2 separate regions of the Homo sapiens genome follow, and region 2 is linked to region 1. A link is an interaction called in ENCODE POLR2A ChIA-PET data of the cell type or tissue named here. Cell type or tissue: CD4-positive, alpha-beta T cell. All regions are shown on one strand. Each heading gives the region's core, and the rest is flanking DNA. Links, peaks and the distances in the headings are about the cores only. Region 1 has its middle 91 kb from the start of EPC2. Region 2 overlaps EPC2 (enhancer of polycomb 2).

Region 1 (11,125 bases), core at 4,120-8,119:
TCTGTGTAGCAGCATTGTGGGTAACATTTGTTTTCTTCATGTTTTTCTCTGTGTTCCAAACTTTCTGTAATCAACATGCTTTGCTTTTGTAAACAGAGGACAATAATTGTTTATTTAAATGGTAGCATTAGCTCTATTTAAACTGGTACTTCCATTTAAAGGCCAAAGAGTCAGGGAGCTGTCGGTAAATGAGAAGGGGTTGGGTGGGCTCTGTTACTGGCCTGCCAGCATCCATTCCCCCTTCTTCCTTCCTTCAATTCTCTCCTTTGCTGTGCTCTGCAACTTCCATGCACCCCTCCAGACCCACTCTCCACTTCCCTCTTTCCCACTTTATGTCCTGGAGGGAGGCTGACCTTTATGGACAACATCAAAAGCCTTGGCTGGGTTTGGCTAGTAGGGAACACCAGCAGGAGATCAAAGGGAGTTGGGAACGTGATGCTGGGTGTTGATTCCTCGGGCTTCCTCCCAGCAGGCCAGCTGCGACCCTCTTCAAAAGGCCACGTCTCCCTCGGATGCTTCTCTTCACACAGTTGTCTTTGTCTCTGGTACCCTCGCCTTCCTTTGCCAGCCTTGGGGTGGTGTAATGGGCTGAGTGGTGGTTCACCCCCCAATCATGTCAACACCCTAACCCCTAGAACCTGTGAATGTGACCTTTTTCAGAAAAAGGTCTCTGTCAATGTAATTAAATTAAGGATTTTGAGATGAAGAGATTATTCTGGATCATCTGGGTGGGCTCTAAATCCAATAAGTGTCCTTATAAAAGAGAAGCAGAGGGAGATTTGACATACAGCAAAGAAGGAGACAATGTGAGGAGGCAGAGATTGGAGCGATGCAGCCACAAGCCAAGGAGTGCCCACAGCCGCATGAGGCTGGGGAGGCAAAGAGTGATTCTCTCCTCAGGCCTCCAGGGGGAGTGTGACTGGGGCCTCTGGGGACTTCTGGCCTCCAGAACTGTGAAAGAATAAATTTCTGTTGTTTTAAGCCACCTAATTTGTGTTATTTTGTTATAGTGGCCACAGGAAACCAATATAGATGGTAAGATGGTAACAGTATGCCCTGTTATTACTGGCCTTGCAGGTGCAGTGGTTTTTTTGTTTTGTTTTGTTTTGCTTTCCTTAGACCGCTCATACTTTTGTAGTCTCACTGTTAACCTCTTCTCACATTACTCGGTTTTCGTGAGCCACCTGTTTCCTGCAGAAGCCTGTCTGACATGGGTGTCTGCCTCACCCATAGGTAGCCTGTGCCCCAGGGCAAGCTGACCCCACCTCATATCCAGGGGTCATTCCTGGTTTTTCCAAGCAATTGTGGTAATCCTGTTCCCCTTGCAAGTGGTCCAAGAATGGACATGTCCAAAATGTGGCCAAATCAGAGGGAAATCTAGAGAGTTTCTAGGACAATTCCATCTTCCGTGAGAGAGCCACAGGAAGAGATGGCCCTTCTTTTCCTCTTCTTCCCCTGGACATGGCATGTCCAGGTATGATGCCTGCAGCTGCTGCAATTTGAGCCCATTGGTGAGCCAGTGATTCCACCAGCCCTGAAGCTGGTCCTATCCCAGCCTTCCAGTCACGTGAGATAATACATTTCTATACCCCTTATTTCCATTTGAGTTGGAGTGTTATCAGTGGCTAGAAGCCTAGTAAATGATGGAGATTTAGATTGGTTCTACATTGCCTTAAGGCAAAGATGGTCAAATTGTTTTAAATATCCTAGCAACTTAAAAATAATTTCAAAACTTGAAAAATCTTGATGAAAAAACCTTTCTTGATATATATGTGTTCACGCTTGGCTGAAAATAGTAGCAAAACAAAATGTGTAAAGATTTATAGTCAACCACCATGTTAAACGGGGAGAGGGTCTGAAATAATAGCAATAAGGTAACAATAGAAATAAGGTGAAACAAAAACAATTCTGTGTAACACAACTAGGATATTCACATCAGCAAACAACCATGAGAGCTGTTACATGCCAGGCACTCAGCACTGGGGAATGAAATGGGAATAAGATCTTGGTCATTTTCCTTGAAGTGCTTATATATTGTTTTTAAAACCGGCTGGGCACAGTGGTTTACGCTTGTAATCCCAGCACTTTGGGATGCTGAGATGGGAGGACCACTTGAGGCTAGGAATTTGAGATCAGCCTGGCCAACATAGTGAGACCCTACCTCTACCAAAAAAAAAAAAAAGAAAGATTAGCCAGGAGTGGTGTCACATGACTGTAGTCCCAGCTACTCAGGATGCTGAGATAGGAGGATCGCTTCAGTCAAGTAGTTTGAGGCTGCCATGAGCTATGATTGTGCTGCAGCAAACCAAAAACCCCAAGCCAAAAAAATTTCCAGGTTATATTTCATCCAAGTTGTGGGAAATAAATGCGAAACAGTTCATCTAGTATTCATCTACACTTGTATCTTCACTTTCTGTACTGCTGTTGATTATATACTTGGTGAGAAATACAGTTACAAGGTCAAAGTGAGTACAGTTTAGAGGAAGAAAAATAGGAATTTGATTCAGAAATATCACATAAACAAAGTGTGGTGGAAAAAATTGATCATTACCCCAAAATGCTGAAAACTATGTTCTACTTGTAAAATATTACTTGGAACTGTAGCTGGTATTTCCCAGACACCCTATTGAAAGAGAACTGGTTGAAGGCTTGCAGGGCAGCAATAGTATCCCAGGTCTTCCCATCAAACTCCACAGAATAAAACAGATCGAGATAAGAGCCATTTCTTTATCAGCCAAGACTCCTGCCCCTTAATTCCAGGATCAGGAAGAAGACGTCCCTCAGTAAGTGTAGGCACATTCTTGAAACAAAACCCACTCCCACCAGCCAGAGAGTCCCATGCAGAACCATTCCTTTTGGGTCAGATAGGTCCTCTCCATAAATCCTCTTTAAAATACTAACACCTTTGGCAGGGGTATCAAATTAACTCACAACAATGGTTGATTCCTTTAGTTCTTCATCAGGGCTCCGAGAGACAGGAATATGGGGGAATGAAGAAGAGAGGGATTAAGAGAACATCGTTTGGAAAGGCTGGGACAGGTGAGATATTGAAGTTGCGAAATCCCTGGCAGGCAAAAGGCTGAGTGAGGGGCCTGGAGACGAGCCACATACTTTTACCTCTTTCCTTGGTCTTATTTCCCATCTCTCCTTGGCCTTCTTCTTTTAAGCAAAGCCTCAGTGGAGGCCAACCTCATTCCACAAGCTTCTAAAGGTTTGCTCCATGAAACACTGGTTCTTCATGATACTCTTAGAAAATTCTGCAGTCCAATAAGTTTGGGAAATGTTGTGTACTGAAAGTCCTCAGAGAGTCATAAGTAGGTTAGCAAATTCATGGCTCTGAGAAGTCCTGCAGTCAGGAGCTCTGACTGGTGTACATTTAGGCCAGCGATTTCCAAAATATTTTTTGTCAAAGAGCTCTTTAGTGCATGTTATCACCCGTTAAGAATACATTATGAGAAAGGCATATCTGATGGTCATAGTTTTCAATTAGAGTATTTTTTAACCAAGTTTTAAGATGATATAGCCCCCAATATTTTCTTGTTTTGATATCTAACTAATTGCCAACCCATGGTGTCTGGGCAGGGAAGAGAAGAAGAGACAAAAATGTGTTTTGGACACTCAGCTGTTTCTTGTTGGCTTTCCTAGAAAACAATTTGGATGGAAACAGATTTTAGCTATTCCTTACTTTAGAGTTAGCAGATTAGCCACAGATTGTAATTATCTAGGCTCTCTTTTCTTTATTAATCTGGAAACTTGGAAGTTGGTTTCTGCTGAGTTGTTCTCAGCAAAACTTGGCCTCCTTTAAAGCAGTAGCCTCCTTAGTAAGCTCCTTTTCCTTACCCTGTACTCTGGAAACAGCCCAAACATCATATCTCCCCAAGGAGAGCTGGTTTAGGAAAACTGCTATTGTTCCTGGCTGGAAGGTGTTTCAAATAGAATCATCACAGATGTAACTGCATGTTCAGGATATTGTCTGGAAACCACCAAACTATCAAGTATTTGAGACCACAAGAGACAGATCCAAGGGCTCACTGTAAAACTTAGCCAGAGTGAACTCTGTGAGCCAGAAGCCAGGTACCACTGAGAACTTGTTAGAAATGCAAGATCTGAGGGCCCACCCCGGACCTCCCAAAGCAGAATCTGCATTTGAACAGAGCCTCAAGCCATTTATATGCACAAAGCCTAAGAAATATCAACATTCATTCCATCATGTCTCATTCATTTATTAACAATTATCAGATACCCCACTAGACACCCTGCTGTTCTAGATATTGGGGTCACAGTGGTTAAAAAGGCAGGTAAGGTCTCGATTCTCATACAGCTTACATTCTAGTGGGGAAGACAGACATAAACGCATTTAAAAGTAAAGATTTCAGGAAGTGGCAAGTGCCTGAAGAAGTAAGAGGGTAATGGATTAGAAAATGAATGGGAGTCAAGGGTGAGATGAAATGGTCAGGCGGTATCAGTCTGAATAGAGACCTGCCTGGGGAGAAAGAGCAGCCACATGGTAGCCTGGGGCAGGAACATTCCAAGCAGATGACACAGTGACAGCAAAGGCCCCAGGGAGAGTATGAGCTTGAGAACAGAGAGAAAGGAGACGAGTGTGGCTAACGCTCAGCAAATTAAGAAATTCTGAGGTCAGAGAGCTAGAGAAGGGCCAGATTATGTGCACCAAAGAGTCTCAGATTTAGTATGCATCAGAATCACTTGGAGGAGGGCTTGTTAAAACATAGCTTGTTGGGTCCTACCCCAGAGTTTCTAACGCAGTAGCTCTGGGGTGGGGCCCAAGAATTTGCATTTCTGACAAGGTCCAGGTGATGGTGATGCTGCAAGTCCAAGGACCACACTTGGAGAACCACTGATGGAGAGCGTTGTGGGTCCTTGTAAGGAGTTCAGTTATACTCGAAGTGTGATGGAAGCCATCAGAAGATTCTAAGCAGGGGAGTGGCAAGAGCTGATGTTCATTTTCCTCTGCTATCCCCAGAGGAGCAGACCTCTCCAGTCATCCACTATCACCTGGACTTGCATCCCCTTCCTGCTGTGCTCGTCACCTGATTTGATCCAGTTTCCCACCCATTCTCTTCATTTCCTCCCTAACATTTCCACTGTGCCTTCTGGAAGCCCCAATCCTTGACTCTCAATTTTGCCTGTCCTCAGCCTACATCAGAGCCTCCCTCTTTCTTCCTTGCCTTAATTGGAGCCTGGCTGGTCCCAAGAGTACAACATTCACACAGCTGTTTCTGGCAGAGCCTGTCTGATATCTTACAGTCTGATATCTTACAAACCTTAGGGCCTGGAAGGAGTGTTGGTGCCTGCTTGTTCTCTACTGTTGCTCCTGGAACTTAACCTCTGTTACCTTTTACAAAATGTCCTACCCATTAAAAGCTCTGGCTTCCTGACTATACCACGCGATCACATGTCTTTTCTTTTCTTCCATGTGATCCATTCACTCATTCACTGGACTGCACCTCCTGGCTCCCCATCTTTTTCTCTGCATAGCCTTTCTTGACAATCTCATTAAAGTAACCATACAATGTCCCATCTAGCAGCCTGGCTTCTCAGTTTCCTGGACCTTCTCATCTCGAATGACGTTTTCTCCCTCCACTCCACCTCAAGGTCATAGCCTGAACCTTGTCACCACCAGAAACTGTTCTGCTGCTGCAAGCCCAAAGCCCCACTCTCTCATAAGCTTTCTGTCCTTGACACATACTTGAGCGTCTACTGTGACAATTCTTCAACTCTGTTGAGATCTCTTTTCTGTTGGCTCCACCGCCTTTTACAATTTGTCAGTCACCTTTCTGTTCACTCCTCGTGTCCAGCTTAGGGCTTATGGTTCATCACCATAAACAACTTCCTTCCAAAACTCTCATCCTCAGAATCCCCTTGCCTTTCCACGGAGTCTCCTACAAAATACTAAGTGAGCCCACCCATGTATCTCTCCACTCAAGCAGCTCGACATTACTATGGAAAAGTCAAGCAAGCAGGCTGCTTTCACTTTCAGTTCATCGCAGACCTCAAAGGGGTACTTGGAGCTACTAAGCAATATTGCTGTGTTTCTCTGTTAAAACCAGCATTCGTATTCTTCTAGGGTACTTTTTCATTCCTTTTTTATCCTTAAAACTCCCACTGCCCTTCCCTGCTTTTTAGTCTCAGCTGATGAACTCTCCTCGTTTCACTGAGGAAAGAGATGCTGTCCGATGGAAATGCTCACATTTCCCCACCTAGAAACCTACAAGCACAGCCACACTTGCTGGCCTCCTCTGCCCCTTCCCTGTCTGCTCAGCTGTGTCCAAGTGGCCTCCTATCATCCATTCAGTCCCTCCCATCAGCGTCTCCCTTGCTACTGTATCGTTCCCATTGGCACACACACCTGCTTCAGTATCGCCCATCTGTTTCTTCTGTAATTTATATCTGTACTTCCAAATAATACAGCTATTTTTAGGTTCTTCAATTTTAGACACTTATTGCCTTCCTGCACCCTCCTTGTGCATATTTCCCCTCCACCCACCCTCCCAACATCGTTACAGCACCATTTTTGGCTAAATCAATGTACTGTGCTAGCATTACTATAAGTACTCACAGCTGAACCATATAGGCTGTTATTCTTTTATGGGTCAACTTTGGTTTTCTTGGAATTACTAATTACCTCATTTTTTCATTGCTTAGTCTTCCAAATATTAATTACTAAGTTTTTGCTAAGCTTTCCAATCAAATTGCAAAAGTCCTCTCTTGAGTCACAGGTAACCATTCAAGACTGCTTCTTCACCCCCAAATCCAGCTACCGCCAATGAACAGCTCTGCTGGGAGTGTCACCTGTGCATGTGTGTGGCCTCTCCAGTGTGGTCAGGCTAGGGGAGTGGGACTTCTCACGCCGCAGTTCAGGACTCCAAGAGTGAGTATTCCTGAGACAGGGTGGAGGTCTCACGGCCTTTTATGACCTTACCTGGAAGTCACATAGGGTTGCTTCTCCCCTGTTGCAATGATGGAAGCAGTCAAAACCTCACCCAGATCATGGGGAAAAAAGCACAAAGCTATCCTCTCTATGGAAGGAATGTTCAGGAAGATTTATGGCCATGTTTTAAAGCTGCCACAGAGACAACTTATGTGAGATAATACTAAAATTGTGTTGAAAAATAGTCCAAACTTTTTCAAAGAATTTTCCTTTTTTTTTCTTTTTTGACACAATGTCTCACTCTCTTGCCCAGGCTGGTGTGCAGTGGCATGATCTCAGTTCACTGCAACCTCCGCCTCCTGGGATCAGGCGATTCTTGTGCCACAGCCTCTCTGGTTGCTGGAATTACAGGTATGCGCAACCACACCCAGCTAATTTTTGTGTGTGTGTGTGTATTTTTAGTAGAGATGGGGTTTCACCATGTTACCCAGGGTGGTCTGAAACTCCTGGCCTCAAGTGATCTGCTCGCCTAGGCTTCCCAAAGTATTGGGATTACAGGTGTGAGCCACTGCGCACAGCCAATAATTTTCATTGTTGTATATAGAAAATACAGAATTTCATGGCGATATCAGAAACATAAATACTGTACAGTATTGTCATGAGCTTAAGTAGAATATCTTTGGAGGGAATCCCAAGAAGCTGGTACCGGGAGAAACCAGGTGACCGAAGGCCAGAGCAGGAAGAGACTTTGCCCTATAGACCATTTTGTATCTTTTGAATTTTTCATCATGGGCTTGAACTGCCTTTCTAAAAATATTAAATGATCAAATGTGTTTGATGATGTCACAGCTTCTCCTGGCCATGTCAGTTCCCAGGATAGTTTAGACCAGGGCTGTCCAAGAGAACTTTCTGTGACAATGGAACTATTGTGCATCTGACCTGTCCAATACAGCAGACACTAGCCTCACATGCCTACTTAGCACTTGAAATGTGGCTAGTACAATTAAGGAATTAAATTTTTAACTTAATTTAAATGTTAATTGCCATCTGTGGCTAGTGACTACATCCTTTATGTTTGCAGCTGAGGGGCTGGGAGGAGCTTGCACATGTGGGATACGGGGGCAGGGAGCATGAGATCCCTGGGGTCATGGTCTCCAAACATTTTTGCACATGCGCTCCCTAAAACAGTTTTAAACAACTGTATATCTCTTTGCAGAAATTAAATTTGACATCTAAATGCTTCCTCCTTAGTTTAAAAGTTTATTTTTGTTAGGAGTTATAAAAGATTAAACATTTCATAAGATGAAATAAGATGAGGACTAACTATAATTGGAATAGTATTTCATGAGCTGGTTTGATAAAGTAAGTTTTAATTACTGAATAATGCAGACTGAATCTGAAAGAAATCATTTTAAAATTCTTTAACCTATACTGCCTTAGCTGTTCTAAATTTAGAGCACCTCAATGTGGGCCACGCTTCACCCTTGACAGAAATATACATAAGACAGGGAAAGACGGCACGCCCTGAGGATGGAAGATGCCTTGATGAATCATTAAAGAAGCCCCCAGAAACCAATTGATCGATCTCCCCTCTTTTTTTTTTTTTTTTTTTGAGACGGAGTCTCGCTCTGTCGCCCAGGCCGGACTGCGGACTGCAGTGGCGCAATCTCGGCTCACCGCAAGCTCCGCTTCCCGGGTTCACGCCATTCTCCTGCCTCAGCCTCCCGAGTAGCTGGGACTACAGGCGCCCGCCACCGCGCCCGGCTAATTTTTTGTATTTTTAGTAGAGACGGGGTTTCACCTTGTTAGCCAGGATGGTCTCGATCTCCTGACCTCATGATCCACCCGCCTCGGCCTCCCAAAGTGCTTCTCCCCTCTTTTGGTCCAAGGAAGTTTTTACACCCCAGAGTAAGGCTTCATGTTGCGATCACGATGGGTGAGCGGGGCATGGGAAGTTCCATGAGACGATTTTAGAAATCGGTGCTTTGGATATTAAGACTGTGGACGTGGATTTCCTCTAAATCACTCATGGATATTTTTCCTCCTGAAAGGTCTGTACACCCTCAGGTGTACTTGACCCAAGTTTGAAGACCGCTGCTATGAGAAGGTGAAAGCTGGGCTTAGCACTCATTTGCCTACCACTGCTGGCTTTAACTGAGACCCATCACAGAGGAAAGATAAGGGACAGTCCCCGGGGTCCCCTCCAGCTGAGGCAGGGTAGCCCTGTCAGTGTCCCTACCTCAGGCCTCTGGCCTGCGCTCCAAGACTCACTCAGCTGGAATTTTTAAGCCTGTTCCAAGTGGAAAGAGGCAAACCCAGGCCTGCCTTCTTCCAGGGCTCAAGGATGAGCAAGGCAAGACTTAGTGCCTTTTTCCCAGTAAAGTCTGCTCCATCACCCCTTCCTCATGTCATGCCCTCCTCCCCGGGCCTGCAGTTACTTCAGATGGAATGCAGAATAGAGGTGCGTTTGGAGAATTGCAGTTCACTAGCATGGGGGCACAGGGCTGTGAGGGGCTGACTCAGTGATGGTAGCCTGAGTAACCTAGGACTAATTAGAGTGTCGCCCTCAGGGCCATCATGTCTGAACTAGGGGTTGCTCCTAAGATGAAAATTGCATGAGGTCCAAATTTCTGGAGGCCAAGGCAGGCGGATCACGAGGTCAAGAGATTGAGACCATCCTGGCCAACATGGTGAAACCAGTCTTTACTAAAAATACAAAAATTAGCTGGGCGTGGTGGCACGCACCTGTAGTCCCAGCTACTTGGGAAGCTGAGGCAGGAGAATCGCTTGAACCCAGGAGGTGGAGGTTGCAGTAAGCCAAGATCGCGCCACCTTACTGCAGCCTGGCAACAGAGCAAGACTCCTTCTCAAAAAACAAAACAAAACAAGCAACAAAAAAACACCTGAATTCAGCCCACAGGGTTGGTATTTGTGTGCCACATTGGAGACCAAGGCACCATCTGTCAAAATGTCCGACACAGAGTCCACTTTTTTCTTCTGGCTGAGTGAGGATAGATCACCGCTTTGGTCAAGCACCGGATGTGTAGTTGGCTTGCATCTAAGAGCCATATTGTATAAAAAATGTATTGTTGTTAAGCCCAAGAATCATATTAGTATGTGGAGTGCTCACACTGAGAGGCTGGCGGGAATTGGGCCCTGAAGGTGGCAAAGAGCCCTATCTCCCATGACTTCCTTGCCTGGGGCAAAAGATCACTGATGGACTGACGGGGACAGATGGGCCAAAATCATTCCCATTGCTGCTCTGTGACAGATTCCACACTAAGCAGTCTACGCACATCTTTCAGACAGAAGTTAGCACAAAAGCCCCTCTATCTCACCTCACTCCCCATTTAGATGCATTTGGCCCACTTCCTAACACAAGAGGGCCCTGAGACTGCCAAGAAGTGGCAAACGTCCCAGCCATTAAACATCTAATGATCAAGTGAGCATCTAAATGGTGCTTGTCCTGGGAGAAGGCTGAAGGGACCCAGAGATACACAGCAGCTGAACCAGTTGAGTTGAAAATGAAGATGGATGAGTTAAATGTGACATAATGAAGGCACTTCGTTGGACAAGATCCTGATGATCTTCAGGAGAAGAAGCTTAAGCCAGCAACGCATTTTCTCTAATTTTCTGCCATGGGGTAACTTTTAAAACATCAATTAATAACTTCTACAGCATGTTATCATTTGCCTACAATTCTCATTATAAAGAAAAGCAATTGCCTACCATGAACACCGTTGGTTTAAAAGTCTTGAAGGCTTGTATCCACATATTCCATCATGTTAACCTTGGTGGTAAATGCTCATCTCTTCTTAGAAATTGATTCCATATTAACACTGTCAGAAGATAATTCACACGCTGTCTCTTCTCTTCCCCCATCCCACTCCCTTCATTAAATGTTCACTGCGCATTTCCCAATAGGCAAGCACTCAGTAGGGTCCCTATGGGTCAGCCACCTGAATAGCCCCCCAGCCTGCAGATGCCAGTGGAGAAGCAAAGACACACCAGCCAGAGAGCAAGTGAGAGGCCCCTCTACCAGCCCATGGATAATGTCAGCTCCTCAGGGGGATTGTATTTCTGGTCCAACACTGCCAATGACTGCATTCTGTTATTTTTTAATAATAACTTGGCTGATGCTATATTATTTCTGCCTTTATATTTTATTTGAAGTTACCAAAACGATCAGGATGTTATTCATCCAAATAGAAAAAAGGCCAATGCTTCCCTCTT
Region 2 (11,125 bases), core at 3,241-7,240, 160 kb before region 1:
GCTCCAATTTCTCCCTGGGATGGAGTGCCTGAAGAGTGGGGCAGGTTGCCACCTTGGCTGTTTGGGCTCCTCAGCCAGTTCAGCCAGTGGGGCTTGGAGAGCCCAGATCAAATGGTGGCTAAAGGGATCACCAACACAGCACAGCTGCTCTAACAAAAAGAGGCCAAACTGTTGCTTTAAGCGGGCCCCTGATCCCATTCCTCCTAACTGGGTGAAACCTCCCAACTGGGGTCTCCAACCACCCCCTACAGGCGTGTTCAGGTGGCAATAGGTCAGCACCCTCCTGGGATGGTGCTTCCAGAGGAAGGGGCAGGCTGCCATCTTTGCTGTTTTGCAGGCGTCACTGGTGATACCTCCAGGTACAGGAAGAACCAGAGCAACTGGGGTTTGGAGCGGACCTCCAGCAAACTGCAGCAGCCCTACAGAAGAGTGACCAGACTATGAAAAGAAAAACAAACAGAAAACGACAACAAAGAAAAACCACAAAATACCACCCAAAGGTCAGCAACCTCAAAGATCAAAGGTAGATAAGCCCACAAAGATGAGAAAGAATCAATGCAAAAACACTGAAAACTCAAAAAGCCAGAGTGTCCTTTTCCTCCAAATGACCACAACATCTCTCAAGCAAGGGCTCAGAACTGGGCTGACACTGAGATTGCTGAAATGACAGAAGTAGACTTCAGAAGGTGGTAACAACGAAGTTCACTGAGCTAAAGGAGCATGTTTTAACCCAATGCAAAGTAGCTAAGTATCATGTTAAAACTATACAGGAGCTGATAACCAGAATAGCCAGTTTAGAGAGGAAGATAAATGACCTGATGGAGTTAAAAAAACACAACACGAGAACTTCACAATGCAATCATAAATATTAATAGAAGAACAGGCCAAGCAGAGGAAAGAATCTTAGAGCTGGAAGACTGGCTTTCTGAATTAAGACAAGCAGACAATACTAGAGAAAAAAGAAGGAAATGGAATGAACAAAACTTCTGAGAAATATGGGATTATGTAAACAGACTGAATCTACGACTGACTGAGGTACCTGAAAGTGATGGGGAGTTGGAACCAAGTTGAAAAACATACTTCAGGATATCATTTAGGAGAACTTCCCCAACTTACCAAGACAGGCCAACATTCAAATTCAGGAAATACAGAGAACCCCAGTAAGATACTCCATGAGAAGAATCATCCCCAAAACACATAATCATCAGATTCTCCAAGATCAAGATGAAAGAAAAAATGCTCAGAGCAGCCAGAGAGAAGGGCCAGGTCACCTACAAGGGGAAGCCCATCAGACTAACAACAGACCTCTCAGTGGAAATCCTACAAACCAGAAGAGACTGCGGGTCAATATTCAACATTCTTAAAGAAAAGAATTTCCACCCCAGAATGTCATATTGGGCCAAACTAAGCTTCATAAGCAAAGGAAAAATAAGATCCTTTTCAGACAAGCAAATGCTGAGGGAATTCATCACCATCAGGCCTGCCTTGCAAGAGCTCCTGAAGGAAGCACTAAATATGGAAAGGAAAAACAGTTACCAGTTGCTACAAAAACACACTGAAGTACACAGATCAGTCCCTATGAAGCAAGCACATAAACAAGTCTGCAAAATAACCAGCTAGCATGATGAGAGAATCAAATCCGCACATAAGAATTCTATCCTTAAATGTAAATGGGCTAACTGCCCCAATTAAAAGACACAGAATGGCAAGCTGGATAAAGAATCAAGACCCATTGCTACGCTACCTTCAAGGGACCCATCTCACATGCAAAGACACACAAAGACTCAAAATAAAGAGACTGAAGACAATTTACTAAGCAAATGGGAAACAGAACGAAGCAGGGGTTGCAATCCTAGTTTCTGATAAAACAGGCTTTAAACCAACAAAGATCAAAAAAGACAACGAAGGGCATGACATAATGGTAAAGGGTTCAATTCTACAAGAACAGCTAACTAACCTATATATGTGCCCAATACTGGAGCACCCAGATTCATAAAGCAAGTTCTTAGAGACCTTCAATGAGACTTAGACTCCCACACAATAATAGTGGGAGACTTTAACACCCCTACTGACAATATTAGACAGATCATAGAGAAAGACAATTAAAAGATATTCAGGATCTGAACTCAGCTCTGGATAGAGTAGACCTGACAAATACCTATAGAACTCTCCACCCAAAAACAACAGAATATACATTCTTCTCATTACTGCACGGCACTTACTTGAGTAAAATTGATCACATAATTGGAAGTAAAACACTCCTCAGCAAATGCAAAAGAACTGAAATAATAACAAAGTCTGTCAGACCACAGCACAACCAAATTAGAACTCAAGATTAAGAAATGCACTCAAAACCACACAACTAACTACATGGAAACTGAACAACCTGCTTCCAAATCACTCTTGGGTAAATAATGAAATAAAGGCAGAAATCAATAATTTCTCTGAAACTAATGAGAACAAAGATACAATGTACCAGAATCTCTGGGATGCAGCTAAAGCAGTGTTAAGCGGGAAATTTATAGCACTAAATGCCCACATCTAGAAGCTAGAAAGATCTGAAGTTAACAACCTAACAACACAGCTAAAAGAACTAGAGGACCAAGGGCAAACAGACCCCAAAGCTACCAGTAGACAAGAAATAGTCAATATCAGAGCTGAATCGAAGTAGACAGAGACAAGAAAAACTCCTCAAAAAAAAAAAAAAAAAAAATCAATGAATCCAGGAGTTGTTTTTTTTGAAATTTATAAGACAGACCACTAGGCTAGGCTAATAAAGAAGACAGAACAGTCAAATAAATATAATCAGAAATGATAAGGGGGATATCACCACTGACCCCACAGAAATACAAACCATCAGAGAATACTATAAACACCTTTATGCACATAAACTAGAAAATCTAGAAGAAATGGATAAATTCCTGGACACATACACCCTCCAAAGACTGAACCAGGAAGAAACTGAATCCCTAAATAGACCAATAATGAGTTCTAAAGTTGAAGCAGTAATAAATAGTCTATCAACCAAAAAAAGCCCAGGACCAGACGGATTCACAGCTAAATTATACCAGAGGTAAAAAGAAGAGCTGGTACCATTCCTACTGAAACTGTTCAAAAAATTGAAAAGGAGGGACTCCTCCCTAGTTCATTCCATAAGGCCTGCATCATCCTGATACCAAAACCTGGCAGAGATAAAACAAAAAAGAAAACTTCAGGCCAACATCTTTGGTGAACCTCGATGCAAAACTCAACAAAATACTGGCAGACTGAATCTAGCAGCACATCAAAAACCTTATCCACCACAACCAAGCAGACTTCATCCCCAGGATGCAAGGCTGGTTAAACATATGCAAATTAATAAATGTTCATCACATAACATAAACAGATTCATCACATAAACAGAACTAAAGACAAAAAAATACATGATTATCTCAACAGATGGAGAAAAGGCCTTCAATACAATTCAACATCCCTTCATGTTAGAAACTCTCAATAAACTAGGTATTCAAGGAACATACCTCAAAATATTAAGAGCCATATATGACAAACCCACCAATAACATACTGAATGGGCAAAAGCTGGAAGCATTCCCCTTGAAAACCAGCACAAGACAAAGATGCATGCCCTCTCTCACCACTCCTATTCAACATAGAATTGGAAGTTCTGGCCAGGGCAATCAGGCAAGGGAAATAAATAAAGTGTATTCAAATAGAAAGAGAGGAAGTAAAATTATCTTTGGTTGCAGATAAAATGATCCTATTTCTAGAAAACCCCATCGTCTCAGCCCAAAAGCTTCTTAAGCTTATAAGCAACTTCAGCAAGTCTCATGATAGAAAATCAATGTTCAAAAATTGTTGGCCTTCCTATACACCAATAACAAGCAATCAGAGAGCCAAATCACGAATGAACTCACATTCACAACTGCCACAAAAATAATAAAATACCTGGAAATACAGCTAATAAGGGAAGTGAGGGACCTCTTCAAGGAGAACTATAAACCACTGCTCAAAGAAATCAGAGAGGACACAAATAAATGGAAAAACATTCCATGTTCATGGGTGGGAAGAATCAATATTGTGAAAATGGTCACACTGCCCAAAACAATTTATAGATTCAATGCTATTCCCATTAAACTACCATTGACATTCTTCACAGAATTAGAAGAAACTATTTTAAAATTCATATGGAACCAAAAAAGAGCCCGAGTAGCCAAGACAATCCTAAGCAAAAAGAACAAACATGAAGGCATCATACTACCTGACTTCAACTATGCTACAAGGCTATAGTAACCAAAACAGCATGATATTAGTACAAGAACAGACACACAGACGAATGGAACAGAATAGAGAACCCAGAAATAAGATCACATACATACAACCACCTGACCTCCAACAAACCTGACAAAAACAAGCAATGGGGAAAGAATTCCCTATTTAATAAATGGTGCTCGGAAAACTGGCTAGCCATATGCAGAAAACTGAAACTGGACCCCTTCCTTACACCAAAAACAAAAATCAATTCAAGATGATTAAAGACTTAAATGGAAAACCCAAAACTATAAAAACGCTAGAAGAGGCTGGGCGCAGTGGCTCTCGCCTGTAATCCCAGCAATTTGGGAGGCCGAGGTGGGCAGACCACAAGGTCAGGAGATCAAGATAATCCTGGCTAACATGGTGAAACCTGGTCTCTATTAAAAATACAAAGAAGTAGCCGGGTGCGGTGGCACGTGCCTGTAGTCCCAGCTACTCAGGAGGCTGAGGCAGGAAAATGGTGTGAACCTGGGAGGCGGAGCTTGCAGTGAGCTGAGATCGTGCCACTGCACTTCAGCCTAGGCAACAGAGCAAGACTCTGTCTCCAAAAAAAAAAAAAAAAAAAAAAAAACCCTAGAAGAAAATCTAGGCGATACCATTCAGGATATAGGCATGGGCGAAGATTTCATGACAAAGATGCCAAAAGCAACTGCAACAAAAGCAAAACTTGACAAATGGAATCTAATTAAACTAAAGAGCTTATGCACAGCAAAAGAAACTCTCATCAGAGTAAACAGACAACCTACAGAATGGGAGAAACTTTTTGCAACTTACCCATCTGACAAAGATGTAATATTCCAGCATCTACAAGGAACTTAAACAAATTTACAAGAAAAAAACAACCTGATTAAAAGTGGTCAAAGGACATGAACAGACACTTCTCCAAAGAAGACATTCATGTGGCCAACAAACATGAAAAGAAGCTCAACACCACTGATCATTAGAGAAATGCAAATCAAAACCACAATGAGGTACCATCTCACACCAGTCAGAATGGCAATTATTAAAAAGTCAAAAAACAACAGATGCTGGCAAGGTTGTGGAGGAAAAGGAACGCTTTTACACTGTTGGTGGGAGTGTAAATTAGTTCAACCATTGTGGAAGACAGTGTGGCAATGCCTCAAAGACCTAGAGGCAGAAATACCATTTGACTCAACAATCCCCTTACTTGGTATATACCCAAAGGAATATAAATCATTCTATTATAAAGATACATGAATGCATGTTCACTGCAGCACTATTCACAATACCAAAGACATGGAATCAACCTAAATGCCCATCGATGATAGACTGGCTAATGCAAATGTGCTACATCCACACCACAGAATGTTATGTGGCCAAAAAAAAAGGAACGAGATCATGCCCTCTGCAGGGACATGAATGGAGCTGGAAGCCATTATCCTTAGCAAACTAACACAGAAACAGAAAATCAAATACTGCATGTTCTCACTTAGAAATGGGAGCTGAATGATGAGAACACATGGACACATGGGGATGGGGGGAACGACCCACACTGGGGCCTGTCAGAGGGTGGGGGGTGGGAGGAGGGAGAGCATCTGGAAGAACAGCTAATGGATTCTGGGCTTAATACCTAGGTGATGGAATGATCTGTGCAGCTAATCACCATGGCACATGTTTAACTAGGCAAGAAACCTGCACATCCTGCACATGTACCCCTCAATCAAGAAATAAAAAAGAAACATTCTGACAAATGCATCTGTTAGATGATTTCATTCATTGTGGGAACATCACAGAGTGTACCTACACAAACCTAAAGGTACAACCTATGCTATATGCTGTAGCCTATTGCTCCTAGGCTACAAACCTGTAGAGCATGCTAGTGTAGGCAACTGTGAAATAATGGGAAGTATCTGTATATCTAAACATTAAACATAGATAAGGTACAGTAGAACTATGGTATAAAAGATAAAAAATGGTATATACTGTATAGGGCACATCATAAATATAGCTTATAGGATGGCAAGTTGTCTAGGTGAGTTGAGGGGTGACTGAATGCAAAGGCTTAGGACATTACACTGTTGTAGACTACACTCAGGCTACACTAAACTTAAAAAAAATTTTTTTTCTCTAATAATAAACAGCTTACTGTAACTTTTTCACTTTATAAACTTTTACTTTTTAACTTTTTGTCTCTTTTGTAACACCACAGCTAAAACAGTATACAGCTGTACAAAATATTTTCTGTAAATTCTTATTCTATAAGCTTTTTCTTATTTATAAATTTTTTTGTGTCAAAAACTAAGACATAAACACACCCATTAGCCTAGGCCTACACTGGGTCATGATCATCATTATCACTGTCTTCCATGTCTACATCTTGTCCCACTGGAAGCTCTTTAGGGGCAATAACTTGCATGAAGCTATTATCTCCTATAATGTCTTCTGAAATATCTCCTGAAGGACCTGCCTAAGGCTGTTTTACAATTTTTGATAAGTAGAGGAAATACATTCTAACATAACGATTAAAAAGTATAGAATAGTAAATACACAAGCTAGTAACATATTTATTATCAAGTATTAGTACTGTGAATAATTGTTATTTATTTATTTATTGAGACAGGGTCTATGTTGCCCAGGCTGGTCTCAAACTCCTGGGCTCAAGGGACCTTCCTGCCTCACGCCTCCCAAAGTGATTACCGGTGTGAGCCACCATGGCACCTGGCTAGCATGCTATACTTTTGCTTTTCCTTTTTTAGATGGGATCTCACAATGTTGCCCAGAGTGGAGTGCAGTGGAGTGATCATGCTTCACTGTAACCACAAACTCCTAATCTCAAGTAATCCTCCTGCCTCGGCCTACTGGGTAGTTAGGACTATAGGAATATATTACCACACCTGGCTATTGTTTTCATTTTTTGTAGAGACGGAGTCTCTGCCCAGGCTGGTCTCCAACTCCTGGCCCCAAGCAATCTTCCAGCCTCAGCCTCCCAAAGTATTGGGATTACAGGCGTGAGCCACCACACCTGGCCTGTATGTGCTATACTTTTACATAACTGGCAATGCAGATTTGTTTACACCAGCATCAGTAATGCACTGTTCTACAACATTCCAATGGCTATGACATCACTAAGCAATAAGAATTTTTCGGTTCCATTATAATTGTATATGTGGTTCATCATTGATCAAAACATTATGTGGCACATTGTCTGTGTGTGTGTCTGTGTGTCGAATGACAGCAATGATACAAGGGACAGAAAGGAGGAATTAGAAATTTTTTATTATAAAGTACTTGTACAACCTGTGAAGCATTATAGTGCTACTTGCAAGTGGCCTTGGATTAACGGTAAATGTACAGTGTAAATTCTAGGGCAAACACACACACACACACACACCCCCACACACACAAACAGTATGATAGATATGCTAAGAAAGGAGAGAAAACAGAAGTATAAAATTCTTAATTAAAAGCACAAAAAGTGTAGAAGATAAAACCAGAAACAAAGACCAAGGGAATCAAATACAAAACATTAACAGATATGGTAGATATTAATCCAAGGAAATCAATAATCACTTTAAATATCAATGGTCTAAATACACCAACTGAAAGAGATCATCAGAGTGGAACAAAAACAAGACCCAAATTGCTATCTAAAATAAACCCAGTTTAAATAAAGACACATAGAGATTAAAGGAACAGAGAAAGATACACCATGCTTACACCAATCAAAACAAAGCCAGAGTACCTATAATCACTTGAGACAGAAGAGACCTCACAGCAAGGAAAATTATTAGGGATGAAGAGGCATATTACATAATAAGAGTCAATTCTCCAAGAAGATATAACAATCCCTAATGTGCATGTGCCTAACGACAGAGCAACAAACTATGTGAGGCAAAAATTGATATAACTGCTAGGAAAAAAAGATGAATCCACTATTGTAGCTGGAAATTTTAATAGCCTTCTATCAGAAATGGACAGATACAGCAAGCAAAAAATCAGTAAGGACATACTTAAAATGGACAGCATGATCAGTCAACTGATCTAATTGGCATTTATTTATAAAATGCTGCATACAAAAAGAGCAGAACACACTTTTTCTAAAACTCACATGGAAACAATCATCAAAAAGACCACATTCTGAGCCATAAAAAAATAATAAATTTTATGAGAGTAGAAATGATATAAAGTGTGTCCTAAGATCACAATGGAACTAAAACAGAAATGAATAACAAAAATATAGCTGGAAAATCCCAAAATACTTAGAATCCCAAGTATTTTAAATATGTGTTATTTAAAATAATACATGGATCAAAGAAGAAATCTCAAAAGAAATTTTTTAAATACTCTAAACTGAATGAAAATGAAAATTTAACACCAAAATTTGTGGGACAGAGAAAAGCAGTGCTTAGAGAAAAATTTATAGGACTGACTGCATATATTAGGAAAGAAGATCTAAAATCAATCATCTAAGCTTCCATTTTAGAAAACTAGAAGAGCAAATGAAACCCAAAGTAAGTGAAGAAAAAAAAAGAGGAGAAATTAATCAAACTGAAAACAGGAAATCAATAGAAAAAAACAATAACACCAAAAGCTGATTATTTAAAAAGATCAATAAAATCAATAAGCCTCTACCCAGGCTAAAACAAAAAGAGAGACTGAATGAAATATAGTGGAGGATATCCGTGGGGGAGATTGTGTGTGTGTATGCGTGCATACAGGAGGTATATGGGAACTCTCTTTTACATTAAGTGTATCTCCTAATGCCATCCCTCCCCACTCCCCCCAACCCACAACAGGCCCCGGTGTGTGATGTTCCCCTTCCTGTGTCCAAGTGTTCCCATTGTTCAATTCCCACCTATGAGTGAGAACATGCGGTGTTTGGTTTTTTGCCCTTGCAATGGTTTGCTGAGAATGATGGTTTCCAGCTTCATCCATGTCCCTACAAAGGACATAACTCATTATTTTTTATGGCTGCATAGTATTCCATGGTGTATATGTGCCACATTTTCTTAATCCAGTCTATCACTGTTGGACATCTGGGTTGGTTCCAAGTCTGCTACTGTGAAAAGTGCCACAATAAACATACGTATGCATGTGTCTTTATAGTAGCATGATTTATAATCCTTTGGGTATATACCCAGTAATGGGATGGCTGGGTCAAATGGTATTTCTAGTTCTAGATCCTTGAGGAATTGCCACACTGTCTTCCACAATGGTTGAACTAGTTTACAATCCCACCAACAGTGTAAAAGTGTTCCTATTTCTCCACATCCTCTCCAGCACCTGTTGTTTCCTGACTTTTCAATGACTGCCATTCTAACTGGTGTGAGATGGCATCTCATTTTGGTTTTGATTTGCATTTCTCTGATGACCAGTGATGATGAGCATTTTCTCATGTGTCTGTTGGCTGCATAAATATCTTCTTTTGAAAAGTGTCTGTTCATATCCTTTGCCCACTTTTTGATGGTGTTGTTTGATTTTTTTCTTGCAAATTTGATTAAGTTCTTTGTAGATTCTGGATATTACCCCTTTGTCAGATGAGTAGATTGCAAAAATTTTCTCCCATTCTGTAGGTTGCCTGTTCAATCTGATGGTACTTTCTTTTGCTGTGCAGAAGCTCTTTAGTTTAATTAGATCCCATTTGTCAATTTTGGCTTTTTTTGCCATTGCTTTTGGTGTTTTAGTCATGAATTCCTTGTCCATGCCTATGTCCTGAATGGTATTGCCTAGGTTTTCTTCTAGGGTTTTTATGGTTTTAGGTCTAACATTTAAGTCTTTAATCCATCTTGAATTAACTTTTGTATAAGATGTAAGGAAGGGATCCAGGTTCAGCTTTCCATACATGGCTGGCCAGTTTTCCCAGCACCATTTATTAAATAGGGAATCCTTTTCCCCATTGCTTGTTTTTGTCAGGTTTGTCAAAGATCAGATGGTTGTAGATATGTGGCATTATTTCTGAGGGCTCTGTTCTGTTCTGTTGGTTTATATCTCTGTTTTGGTACCAGCACCATGCTGTTTTGGTTACTGTAGACTTGTAGTATAGTTTGAAGTCAGGTAGTGTGATGCCTCCAGCTTTGTTCTTTTGGCTTAGGATTGTCTTGGCAATGCAGACTCTTTTTTTGGTTCCATATGAACTTTAAAGTAGTTTTTTCCAATTCTGTGAAGAAAGTCATTGGTAGCTTGATGGGGATGGCATTTAATCTATAAATTACCTTGGGCAGTATGGCCATTTTTACGATATTGATTCTTCCTATCCATGAGCATGGGATGTTCTTCCATTTGTTTGTGTCCTCTTTTATTTCGTTGAGCAGTGGTTTGTAGTTCTCCTTGAAGAGGTCCTTCACATCCCTTGTAAGTTGGATTCCTAAGTATTTTATTCTCTTTGAAGCAATTGTGAATGGGAGTTCCCTCATGATTTGGCCTCTGTTTGTCTGTTATTGGTGTATAAGAATGCTTGTGATTTTTGCATACTGATTTTGTATCCTGAGACTTTGCTGAAGTTGCTTATTAGCTTAAGGAGATTTTGGGCTGAGACAATGGGGTTTTCTAAATATATAATCATGTCATCTGCAAACAGGGACAATTTGACTTCCTCTTTTCCTAATTGGATACCCTTTCTTTCTTTCTCTTGCCTGACTGCCCTGGCCAGAACTTCCAACACTATGTTGAATAGGAGTGGTGAGAGAGGGCATCCCTGTCTTGTGCCAGTTTTTAAAGGGAATACTTCCAGTTTTTGCCCATTCACTATGATACTGGCTGTGGGTTTGTCATAAATAGCTCTTACTATTTTGAGATATGTTCCATCAATGCCTAGTTTATTGAGAGTTTTTAGCATGAAGGGATGCTGAATTTTG

Evidence for each region. ChIA-PET counts read pairs that join two places held together with the same protein. Peaks named below come from ENCODE experiments on the same cell type or tissue, not always from the same donor. Only the 100,000 strongest peaks of a DNase experiment are listed, where the experiment ranks them.
Region 2: POLR2A ChIA-PET joins it to region 1 with 7 read pairs; 3 of 35 experiments call an interaction of 5 or more read pairs at or near these places.

What each region holds. Positions count from the first base shown.
Region 1 is chr2:148,548,029-148,559,153 of GRCh38, reverse strand. No RefSeq gene overlaps it. Among named protein-coding and RNA genes, the nearest start is that of EPC2, 91 kb to the left of the region's middle. RefSeq lists an enhancer at 4,395-5,352. In CD4-positive, alpha-beta T cell, for the core only: no CTCF peak of the experiment used is centred there; DNase peaks (open chromatin) are centred at 5,543 and 5,973; H3K4me3 peaks cover 1,159 bases; H3K27ac peaks cover 1,537 bases.
Region 2 is chr2:148,708,782-148,719,906 of GRCh38, reverse strand. All of the region lies in intron 2 of EPC2 (enhancer of polycomb 2), which reads right to left. Among named protein-coding and RNA genes, the nearest start is that of EPC2, 70 kb to the right of the region's middle. In CD4-positive, alpha-beta T cell, for the core only: no CTCF peak of the experiment used is centred there; no DNase peak of the experiment used is centred there.